Regions from separate parts of the Mus musculus genome. Here regions 1, 2 and 3 are each linked to region 4. Evidence: chromatin loops called from intact Hi-C (ENCODE). Cell type or tissue: heart. All regions are shown on one strand.

Region 1 (2,500 bases), 240 kb before region 4:
GGCTGGGACACGAAAGTCCACTCAAGGTGACTACAGCTAAGGAATCCTTTGTATCTTGATGGGTCTTGTTAGAGCCCTGAATACAGTAACCTTGGGACCTTTGTTTATGCCTTGTTTGTTCCCTGACTACTTTGTTTATGCCTCAGGACTGGCCATTTTCTTTGTATGTACCTAGAATGATATAGAAGCAGACTAGAAAAAAAAATAACCCCCCTTCAGCCTCAGCCCTGGCTGGAGTCCTGCTATAGTGTTGTCTAGTTGTCTTTTTCTTTTCAACCCTCCCTCCCTCCCTTGAGACCCTGTTGGCTGACTGAGCTGGCTTGATCACTTCAACTATTAAACACATTTTAGGAATTCAAGCAGAGAAGGCGCCTCCACTCCACCCACTCTCAGTTTTGCTCCCCCCGCCCCCATACCAATTTTCTTGCTTCATAATCTTCCAAGGTTTTCTGTCTTCCTCTCCCATAAAGAAGTTTGGCCATTCTTTTTTTTTAGACAGGGTTTCTCTGTGTAGCCCTGGCTGTCCTGGAACTCACTTTGTAGACCAGGCTGGCCTTGAACTCAGAAATCCGCCTGCCTCTGCCTCCCGAGTGCTGGGATTAAAGGCGTGCGCTACCATGGCCAGCTTAAGTTTGGCCATTCTTATAGGGATGTCTTGCTGGAGAAAGCTTCTCTTCATCTTCCTTCATCTGACACTCTTATGATTTCATCTTAATTCAGGAAGGACTGTTTTTGTTGGATACTGGCCTTTCTGACTTGTCTGACATTTGTAAATTTGGTTGTGAAGCAGAACTCACAAAGTTCCTGCTTTAGAGATGAATATTGACAGGTGACACATTTTGAAAACGTGGGATTTATGAGGACAGTAGAGCAGGATTGTTAATAAGCCCGCAACACCAAGGTCCAGAAAGCCACCCACCCAAGGTCACGGTGGACATCAAGGACAGAACTCACTTTCCAGACTGCTCAGTCAGCAACAGTGTGTCCTGGCAGGCACGGCAGCTGCTCACCACCACTGTGTTTCATGGCTATGGAACCCAGAATGATAGTCAAGGGCACCCTAAGGACCCGAGGACTCATGGTGAGGGAAGGGGCACCATCCATCGTGTCTTACAGCGCAGAAAGTTCTTTCGTGCTGCCATTTGTCAGTTACAGAACCTTGGATTCAGAAGATGTTAAATACTTGTTGATTTGAACAAAGCACTATGGCTTGCTTATATATTTGTGCTTTGTGCTTGTGAAAAGACAAGGATTTTTCTTTGTGAAAAGGAGATTTTTTTTTCCAGTCGCCATCTCAAAGTGGCTGAGTTCGCAGGAGACAGACCACACGGGAGAAAGAATCTATCTGTACCTGTCTGGAGCCTTTCATAAACACAGGACAAGGAAGGAAACGGTGCCGTTCAATTGTGGCCACCAGGTGGCGCTACACACACGCTGTCGAGTCCAATTTTCTAGTCCTTGAGGATTTTTTTATTTACCAAAAGCAGGTGTGTGTGTGTGTTTGTGTGTGTGTGTTTGTGTGTGTGTGTGTGTGTGTGTGTGTGTGTGTGTGTGTTTAAAAACTCCACAGGTCCTGAACGTCTGTGCAGAATAGTAGAGATGAATGTAAGTGGGAAACTCCCAAAGAACTTTAGCTATCTAGTTGTGTAGCAGATAATCCTCTAATAAGTGGAGAGAATCAGGAGTCTGGCACAAGAAAGCGCTGGCATTCTAGGCTCACACTCCTCCAGGACTTGGGCTCCAGGGTTGGCAGGTCACTTGTGTGGACCCTGTTTCTACTTTACATCTTTGGGAGAATGGCGATTTCCACTTTTACTTAGGAAGCCTTTTCCTTCTAAACTTGTTTCATTTATTGAATTTTTTTTCCCCTTCCAGGACAGCCTGGAGGTTTCGAAGGAGGGATTAGACAAGGCCATGTCCGGTAGTTCCTTTTGGGGAGAGCTCTGGAACACCTAGTCTTATCCATCCCTCTGAAGGAAACTTGTGTAGGCACATCCGTGCTTCTCCGCATCCTGAATCTCCTGGTCTATTTAGCAAATTTGCTCTGAGGAGGAGAAAACCCAAACCCCACGCTTCCATCCCCAGAGCCCTTTCTTGGTACCACAAGAAACAAGTGAGTGTTGGCTCTCTGCCACTTTGATTGTAAGCCAGGGACCACTGCACCCGGATGCCCAGCAGTGATGACTGCTGAGGTTGCCAGCCCTGGGTACGCATTAGTGGCTGGGCCCGACTCCCGAAGTTTCTGCTGCGGATGCCGCTGGCCTGGAGACCAAACTTTGATGATCGCAGGGCAGAGAGCTGGTGGGGGAGAATCTGCAGCCAGAAAGAGCTGATGGTAGCGGCTTCGCTGAGCTTTTTCTCCGGGGGGGGGGGGTTGTTGTTCATTCAAGGATCGCAAATCACTGCGGAGTGCCTGTCCTCCGAGAGTACTGTACAGCGTTCTTTCTAGACCAGTGCCTCCGGACTTAGCATTGCAGTGGGATGAATACGAGCTGACTCT
Region 2 (2,500 bases), 190 kb after region 4:
GAGTTAGCCTATGATTTTCTATTGGTTATTGTTGTGTGTGTTTGGTTCGTGTATTACTAATATCAGCTCCGTACAAGATGTATCTAGACACTGCTGGTGAAATTGTAATTAGGCCTGCTACTGTGGAAGTCAGAGCGGCAGTTTCTCAAAAAGCTAAAATTAGATACAGGATGACCCAGCTGTACCACGCACTCGTGACGTTTACCTGAAGAGCTCCATCACAGGGACACTTGCCCATCAATGCTCGCAACAGCCAAGTTCTAGAACCAATCTAGGGGTGTATCAACAGAGGAATGGATAAAGAATGTGATATACATATATAAAATAAATTATTATACATATAATTTATATGTAATAAATATATTTCAAATTCATATAGATGAATTTGAAAAAAATTATGTTTGCTAGTGCCTGCATGGATGTGTGCACATACACATGTGAGTGACTTTAACCTAAGACCTCCTGAAAATATTGGGTCCCTGGAGCTGTAGTGGGTTTTGTTTTGTTTTGTTTTTCAGCCACAGAAAGGAACGGAGTTATGTTCTTTAGAGCAAAATAGATGCAAGGAGAGATGACCATAATAAGTGAATTAAATCAATTCTAGAAAAAACAAATATCACTTCTTCTCATTTGTCCTTCCTAGATTGTATATAGACCTATCAATAAAACATCATTTATTTGAATGTGGTGTTGCACAACTTTAATCCCTGCATTTGGGAGGCAGAGGGAGACTTATCTCTGTGAGTTCAAGGCCAGCCTGGTCTACATTGTGAGTTCTAGGACAGCCAGGGCTACATTGTGAGACACAGTTTAAAAATAAAATCATGCGTGTATGACAGGTAAGTAGAAGTGAAACTGCCTAGGGGAGCAAGAGGGACTAACAGAGGGAAGAGGGGTTAAGAAAAGTAGGGTGGGAGGCCTGAGAGGTATGCTCACAATATATGAACACATACACAATCTACAGTTTCTAACTAAAACTCAATAAAACGGCAATGCTACTGATGGGATACGAAAAGAATATTAACATTTCAAATGATGACGTTTTCTAGCTTAGATGAGTTAGTTCTTCATTCATTGATCATTCAATCAGTCAGTAAATGAATCCACCATATGTGTTAATAACTAAGTGAAATCGGTCAAAGTGGGGTATGCTCTCAGTTCAGTTATCTCCTGCTGCCACCTACTGGGCATATCCTTTGCTACGACTTTCAGATACCCAGAGTTTCTAAGAGGAAGTTGGAGGGAGTCTACTATTGCTTGCTGGACCATTGCAATTTTTTTCTTCCATTTTTACATGTGAATTTTAGATCATTTTACGGTTGGTTCTTATTTTAACTGTACACGTTTCTTTATATAAGGCAAAATGACCAGATCAGTGTAGCTAATGTTTGCACCTTAAACATTTAACAATTTTTAAATTAATTCCTAATAATTGCACATAATAACCACAGTATATTTATAGGGCGCAGTGTAGTGTTTCAGTACATGTGTCCATATTCTCTTAAGCACAGCTCTCGTCACCTCCACCCAAATCCCTGGGGCTCCAACACAACTCTTGCAGCAGGAGCAGTTGTTTCTCAATGAGTCACTGCCCTGTGTGCCAGGGCAGCCACTCTGTTCCTCTCCCTCCCCTAGAGTTTTCCTAGTGAGCTTCTGTTTGAAGAAAGTTTTGACTTGCTTTGGCTTCTTTCCATTCTGGTGGGAGTTAGAATTTCTTGCCAGGACAGTAGAGGTGTGTGCCTGGATTGCCTAATGCAAGCGAGAGTCAGAGGCCTTTGCAGCGGGCACTCCCAACCAAGTTTGAACCCTCTCTTACTTCTGAAAGGCAACCATGTCATGGAGGTGGAGAGGAGTTAAGACCTTCTCATGGTCAACTGGGGTGCTTTAAAATGCTGTGTGGAAGTTGGGACACACAGGATTCGGCATTCGATGGCTCATTGGCTCTGCATCATCAAGTCTCCAAGTAGGTCAAATACATCACGGGATGGTTTAGTCACAGGAGGAGATGGACCAGTCACCCGAAGTCCGCTGCTGACTCGGATGCCTCATTCTCTCCTCCTTCAAGCCAAGAGCTCCCCAGACATTGTTAATGTTTTATGTAGAAAGGATTAACCAAATGTATACTAGTTGTATTAACCAGATGTATAACTTCGGAGGAAACTGTCTCCCATCGAGTGTTGTCACACCAAAAGTCATTTTGGACTTAAGAGATAAGATTAATTGATGGAATACTAAACATCCTTCTAGAAATATTTCCAGTCCCTTGTTGGCTGAGTGCCAGCACTAATGTGCCTGAGGCAGGTGGATTGCAAGTTTGAGACCAGCCTAGGCTATATAACAAGACTGTCTCTTAGGAAACCAAAATGCAAGTAAAATAATTTAAAAGATTTATTTTATTTTTAAATATAACATGTGTCTATGTGGGCATGTATATGTGATGAAGACACTCATGGAGGCCAGAGGAGGGTAGCCCCTGGAGATAGAGATACAAGCACCTGAC
Region 3 (2,500 bases), 89 kb before region 4:
CAGTGTGAGCCAAAAAGGCTTTCCCTTTAACATGTTTTTGTTTGCCATCTTGCCATAGCGATGAGAAAAGTAACCAATATAGAATCCCATGTAGACCAGTCTAACCTCGAAGTCACTACATAGTTAACAATGACCTTGAATTCCTGATTCTCCTCTTTCTATCATTTTTACTTGAATTCATCCAAACGCCCCAATTCAGTCACAAATAAACAATGAGGAAGTCCAAAAAGGTTATGGCAAACATCTCACGATCATATATCCCATGTCAACATATATCTCATGTCAACATTACATGTCACCCTGCATCATCCCCAGGTTCCATGAAACGAGTCAGGGGACTCACCAGCCTCAGGGCACTGTGTTTCACAGGATTCCAGAGAGAACCACACCTCGGTAGTTTTGTAAAAGAGCCAAACAAAAGGCTCCAGTGAAACATTCATGAGGTGGAAGTATATTTCATACACACACATCATGTCCTCTTAGCCCTATTATTGGGTTCCCAACTGTGCCTTCCCACTACCAAGTTCGTATGTTTTAACTTCCAGGCTCCCAGAAGGTGGCCTTTATGAAAAGGAGATCCTTGAGGACATAATTAGTTAAGAGGAAGCCATTTTATGTGTTACAGGTTCCAGCCCACTGTGGGCAGCACCATTCCCTGGTCAGATGATCCTGGGCTATATAAGAAAGCCAGGTGTGAGCCTGCGAGAAAACCAGCAATAAGCACACCTCCACGGTTTGTCTTCTTCTTTTTGTGAAAGAAAAATAGGCCAAGTTTAGTGAAAAAAACTGGGTAGGCTAGCTATAAATCTTGGCAGCTGCCAGGAGAAGGGGGATGGAGAGGGGAAGGAAGGAAAGCTGCCATTTGCAAGGGAGGGCAATAAGCACTCGTGTGGCTTCGAGAGGGCTTCAGAATACCAGAGAAAACATGCTTAGCCCTTGGATCAGTAACCAAAAAAGGTATAAAGAGAAGTTAAAAAGAAAAGTAGCGCTCTTAGTTCTAACCCAGAAAAGTGAGCAAAGTGCATGGCACAGTATACACAGAGCTGTCTGATGGCACAGTCTCCACAGAGCTGTCTGATGGCAGAGGCTCCACAGAGCTGTCTGATGGCACAGTCTCCACAGAGCTGTCTGATGGCAGAGGCTCCACAGAGCTGTCTGATGGCAGAGGCTCCACAGAGCTGTCTGATGGCAGAGGCTCCATGTGACTGCCTTGCCATGCTTTTTGCATCAAGTTCCGGCTATGACTTCTTTCAGTGATGGAAATGTAACCTGTTAGCTGATAACAAACTCTTTTCTCCTCTCAGTGGTTATTTTTATTTATTCGAAAATTTTATGTGTATGGGTGTTCTGACTGCATGCCTGCCTGTGAACCACATACACGCAATGCCTACGGAAGCCAGAAGGGGGCACTGGATCCTCTGGAATGGGTGTTACAGACAGTTGTTATCTGCCACATGGGGACTGGGAACTGAATTTGGTGGGTCCTCTGGAAGAACAGCAAGGTTTCTTAATCAATGAGCCATCTCTCCAGTCCCAGGGTTTTAGGCCATGGTGCTTGTCACAGCAACAGAGGGGAAACAGAATATCTTATTATTCAATATGACTGGTACCCTTATAAAAAGGAGGTTGCGGACATGGACACACAGGAGGAATGCTACGCCAAAGGCAAGGCAGGACCTCCAAGACAAGCAACACTACAGATTAACTGCTCACCAGACCTCTGTAGCTAAGACTGACTCTTAGACCTGGTCCTTCCCTCAGCTTTCATGGAAACCAACCCTGACCATGGGCTTCCAGAGCAGGGCATACTGAAGTGCTGTGTCTACAGCTGCCTGGTGTTGATGTTCGTTATAGCAGCCTAGCAGAATGCTACACTTCCCTGTCCCCAATTGCTTTTCTTCAAGGTTCAGTTTCCGCTTGGTCAGAGACCATCTACTGACCTTTTACCTAGCCACCTCCACTGACTTCCCCTTTAGGGCCTAAAGAAGTAAATACCTCTGGTTGGAGGGAATAGTTCAATAACAACGAACTCTGGGCTTTTCATAAGCATTTGGTAACATGGGCTGAAGGAAACAAAAAAAACGGTTCACTCATCTTCCCTCAGGCCAGGCAGATGCTGCCTGCAAGTGGGCTGTCTCCTCCAGTGGGCCAGCATAGATCATGCACACATTTGCAGACACACTCAGTGGTGGAGTCGAGAGGCCTCTCTAGGTTTCAACACAGCAGCCGAAAGAAGCGATGTAAGGAACCAAGGGTGCAGGAGTAGGGTGCCAGCTGGAGACGGCTCAGTGGTTAAGAGCCCTTGCTACTTCTGCAGGGGACACGTGTTCGGTTCTCAGCACCCACAGGGTTCACAACCATCTGTAACTCCAGTTCTGAGGGGATCTGCAGGCATTGGGTATACATATACCCAATATGCAGGCAAAACACTCATGCGCACAAAATAAAATAACTCCTCAAATAAACCAAGGGGAGCTCAGAGGGAGTTTAGTTGAGGAGT
Region 4 (2,500 bases):
TCGTTGGTTTCCAAGGTCTGTAAGTTTTTGATCCTACTGACCTAGGCCTAACGAATAATGGCTGTTCTTACACACTGCCCAAAAGATGCTGTTATCTTTTTCTCTCTTAATTTGTTTTTTTCTAAAGGCAAAGAAAGAAGGAAAGAAGGAAAGGAAGGGAGGGAAGGAAAAAGAAAAGAAATGTAGGGTGCTGGGGTGTAATTTAGTGGGAGAGTAAATTGCCCAGGATGCACAAGGCCCTGAGTTCTATCCTTAACCCAACCCTAACAAAAGAGGGGGAAAGGAGGGAGAAGAAAAGGAGACACAGAGACAGACAGACAGAGACACAGACACACACAGAAAAAGAGAGAGAGAGATAGAGAAAGAGATGCGTACTCAGGAGGTGACAACAGGAGGATTACATCACGCCCAAGGCCTAGTCTACAAGGTGGGTTCTGGATCAGTACCAGGGCTATGAAGCAAGACCCTGTCTTAAAAATAAAAACAGCAACAAAGGGAATCTTCATATCAGTGTACAAGACAAAACCAAAACTCCGCTACACTGGCTGACTGAAGTGCAAAAAACTACACGCTCAGCACAAGACCGTCATCTGCCCAGTGCAGAGAGAGCTCTATTTTCTTGAACAAAGCCGGCTTCAGACCAGCTCTGAGATAAGAATAGCAGTTACATGGACTGCCTACAAGATTTTAAGGGGCAGCTAAAGGAACCAGCTGAAGCCATCTTCAATCATTGTTTTCAATCATGTCAAAAGAAGGAAAGAGATCACTCCTAAGTCTGGGCAGCCTCGGGCTTTACCATCACCTACAAGGAGGCTCCAAGCACTCCTAGGATGGGCGAAGCTGGTAAGGAAAGGTGACAAGAGGCAGGAAGGATGCCCCAGGCCTCCCCGAGACTGCTCGAAGCCTGTTAAAGACAGAGATGGTGGTAGCTAGTGGTGGGGGTGGGAGAGGGAGCATGTGGGAGACTGTGAAGGAAGGTGTGGGGGGACAGATATAACCCAGCATATAGAAACCTGTCAGGATGGGATTTATTTCTGTTCTGTGAGGGGGTATAATAGGGCTTTGCCTGCACTCTCAATAGCTGTTTTGAAGTGAACCCGGCTGGTATATCTTTAATTTGTCATTTCATTATGAAACTGTTTCCCTTCCAAGAAGCCTTCACGTCAGGAAGCTCTGTCTGCCCACACAGGAAATTCCTTTGCTTCAACTTCCCCAAAAAGGAAATTTCCCTCAGAAGTGAGCCCAGCATATGCCTTTGAACAAGGCTGATTCAAGAAACTTTGGCAGCCGAATCCCAAAAACACCCCTGGCTTTCAGCTGCTGCCGGGACCCAGGGATAAACAGTTGGTCTCTGGGCCAGTGGGTGGGGACCCCACCAAAGCTCTCCATTCTCTGATGCCGCCCTTGTCCTCTACTGCAGCCTGTGGGACGTGGAGAGCTTAAATCTGCCAGGAAGGATTGAAGTATCTGCATCCAGATCCACAGAGACAACAGATAGACCACACACACACACACACACACACACACACACACACACAGACACAGACACACAGAGGCATCCCAAGACAGTGTCGGCACACACTTATCAGGATCGCACATAAGATTTCAGATTTTTGCCAGAGAGGACAGGATTTCAAATGAGTAGAGCACACATAAACAACATGGTAAGTAACAGACTCCCAAAGGTGTCTATCACTCAAGAACCTTTACCTCGGGTGATGGGATTTTCCACATAACTTTTCCCAGTGAAGATTCTCGGCGAAACATGGGAGGCGGGAGATGGGGGGGTGGGGACGGGACGTGGGGAGTATCTCCAACCACATCCCTGTAAGAATTAATCTCTCAGACATCGTGAGAACAGCTAAGTGGTGAGAATCCAGAGCAGCTGTGCTATAGAGAATTTTATGAAGCTTCTGAAGAGAGAAGCTGCCAAACTTGCATTTAAGTTTTTAATTTTCCATTTCAAATCACTTTATTTAAAAAAAAAAATCTGTGCAAAGGACGGATCTATCTAAAGCACAAAAAGAAGAGACGGTGTTGAACCTCAGACTGGGTGTCAGGCAGTGGCCAGTGAGAGACGGAGACAGATGAGGAGCTAAGGCGGCCCTGGATTTTCACCCTGCAATTAGAGGGCACTAGAACGGCAGCCTGCTCAGAGCTGATCTTATTACACTATTTATGTGCCAGGGCTCTGAAGAGATATTATTTACCAGGAAACAGAGCCGTATTTAAGAGACGGATGAGAATCATGAAGCTCACTGAAATCTCAATATATGAACCTTGAGGTTTGGGGTTGCGGTAGCCATTTGCTGTGAGGTGGTTTTTTAAATGTTTACTTTGGTGAGTTATCCTATTTTTCTGAAATTTATGAAGTCTTAACCGCAGTTGAGTCTCAGAGGGAATGTGACACTGTTTTTCATTCTTTTCATCTAGATAATAGGGCTTTGGTTTATACTGGGAAGGAAGGAAGACAGAGTCTGAGAGGCCACTGGACTGGCTA

The links. Hi-C counts contacts between places; a loop is a spot of excess contacts. Peaks named below come from ENCODE experiments on the same cell type or tissue, not always from the same donor. Only the 100,000 strongest peaks of a DNase experiment are listed, where the experiment ranks them.
Region 1: it touches region 4 in a loop (3-fold over the local background); 3 of 42 quality-filtered maps call a loop at or near these places.
Region 2: it touches region 4 in a loop (2.4-fold over the local background); 5 of 42 quality-filtered maps call a loop at or near these places.
Region 3: a loop joins it to region 4, with 6 times the contacts of the local background. A loop is called at or near these places in 4 of 42 quality-filtered maps.

What each region holds. Positions count from the first base shown.
Region 1 is chr6:134,388,593-134,391,092 of GRCm38, reverse strand. All of the region lies in intron 3 of 4933406J09Rik (RIKEN cDNA 4933406J09 gene), which reads left to right. Among named protein-coding and RNA genes, the nearest start is that of Bcl2l14, 6.5 kb to the left of the region's middle. In heart, a CTCF peak has its summit at 1,393 (motif pointing right); no DNase peak of the experiment used is centred here.
Region 2 is chr6:133,959,567-133,962,066 of GRCm38, reverse strand. No RefSeq gene overlaps it. Among named protein-coding and RNA genes, the nearest start is that of Gm46977, 74 kb to the left of the region's middle. In heart, a CTCF peak has its summit at 1,174 (motif pointing left); a DNase peak (open chromatin) is centred at 1,186.
Region 3 is chr6:134,240,092-134,242,591 of GRCm38, reverse strand. All of the region lies in intron 4 of Etv6 (ets variant 6), which reads right to left. LOC118027456 (a long non-coding RNA gene) reads left to right here. Exons shown (of 4, transcript NR_169154.1): 2 at 626-733. Among named protein-coding and RNA genes, the nearest start is that of Gm17089, 7.5 kb to the left of the region's middle. In heart, a CTCF peak has its summit at 1,392 (motif pointing right); no DNase peak of the experiment used is centred here.
Region 4 is chr6:134,150,841-134,153,340 of GRCm38, reverse strand. All of the region lies in intron 2 of Etv6 (ets variant 6), which reads right to left. Among named protein-coding and RNA genes, the nearest start is that of Gm52920, 34 kb to the left of the region's middle. In heart, a CTCF peak has its summit at 1,362; a DNase peak (open chromatin) is centred at 1,290; H3K27ac peaks cover 2,385 bases.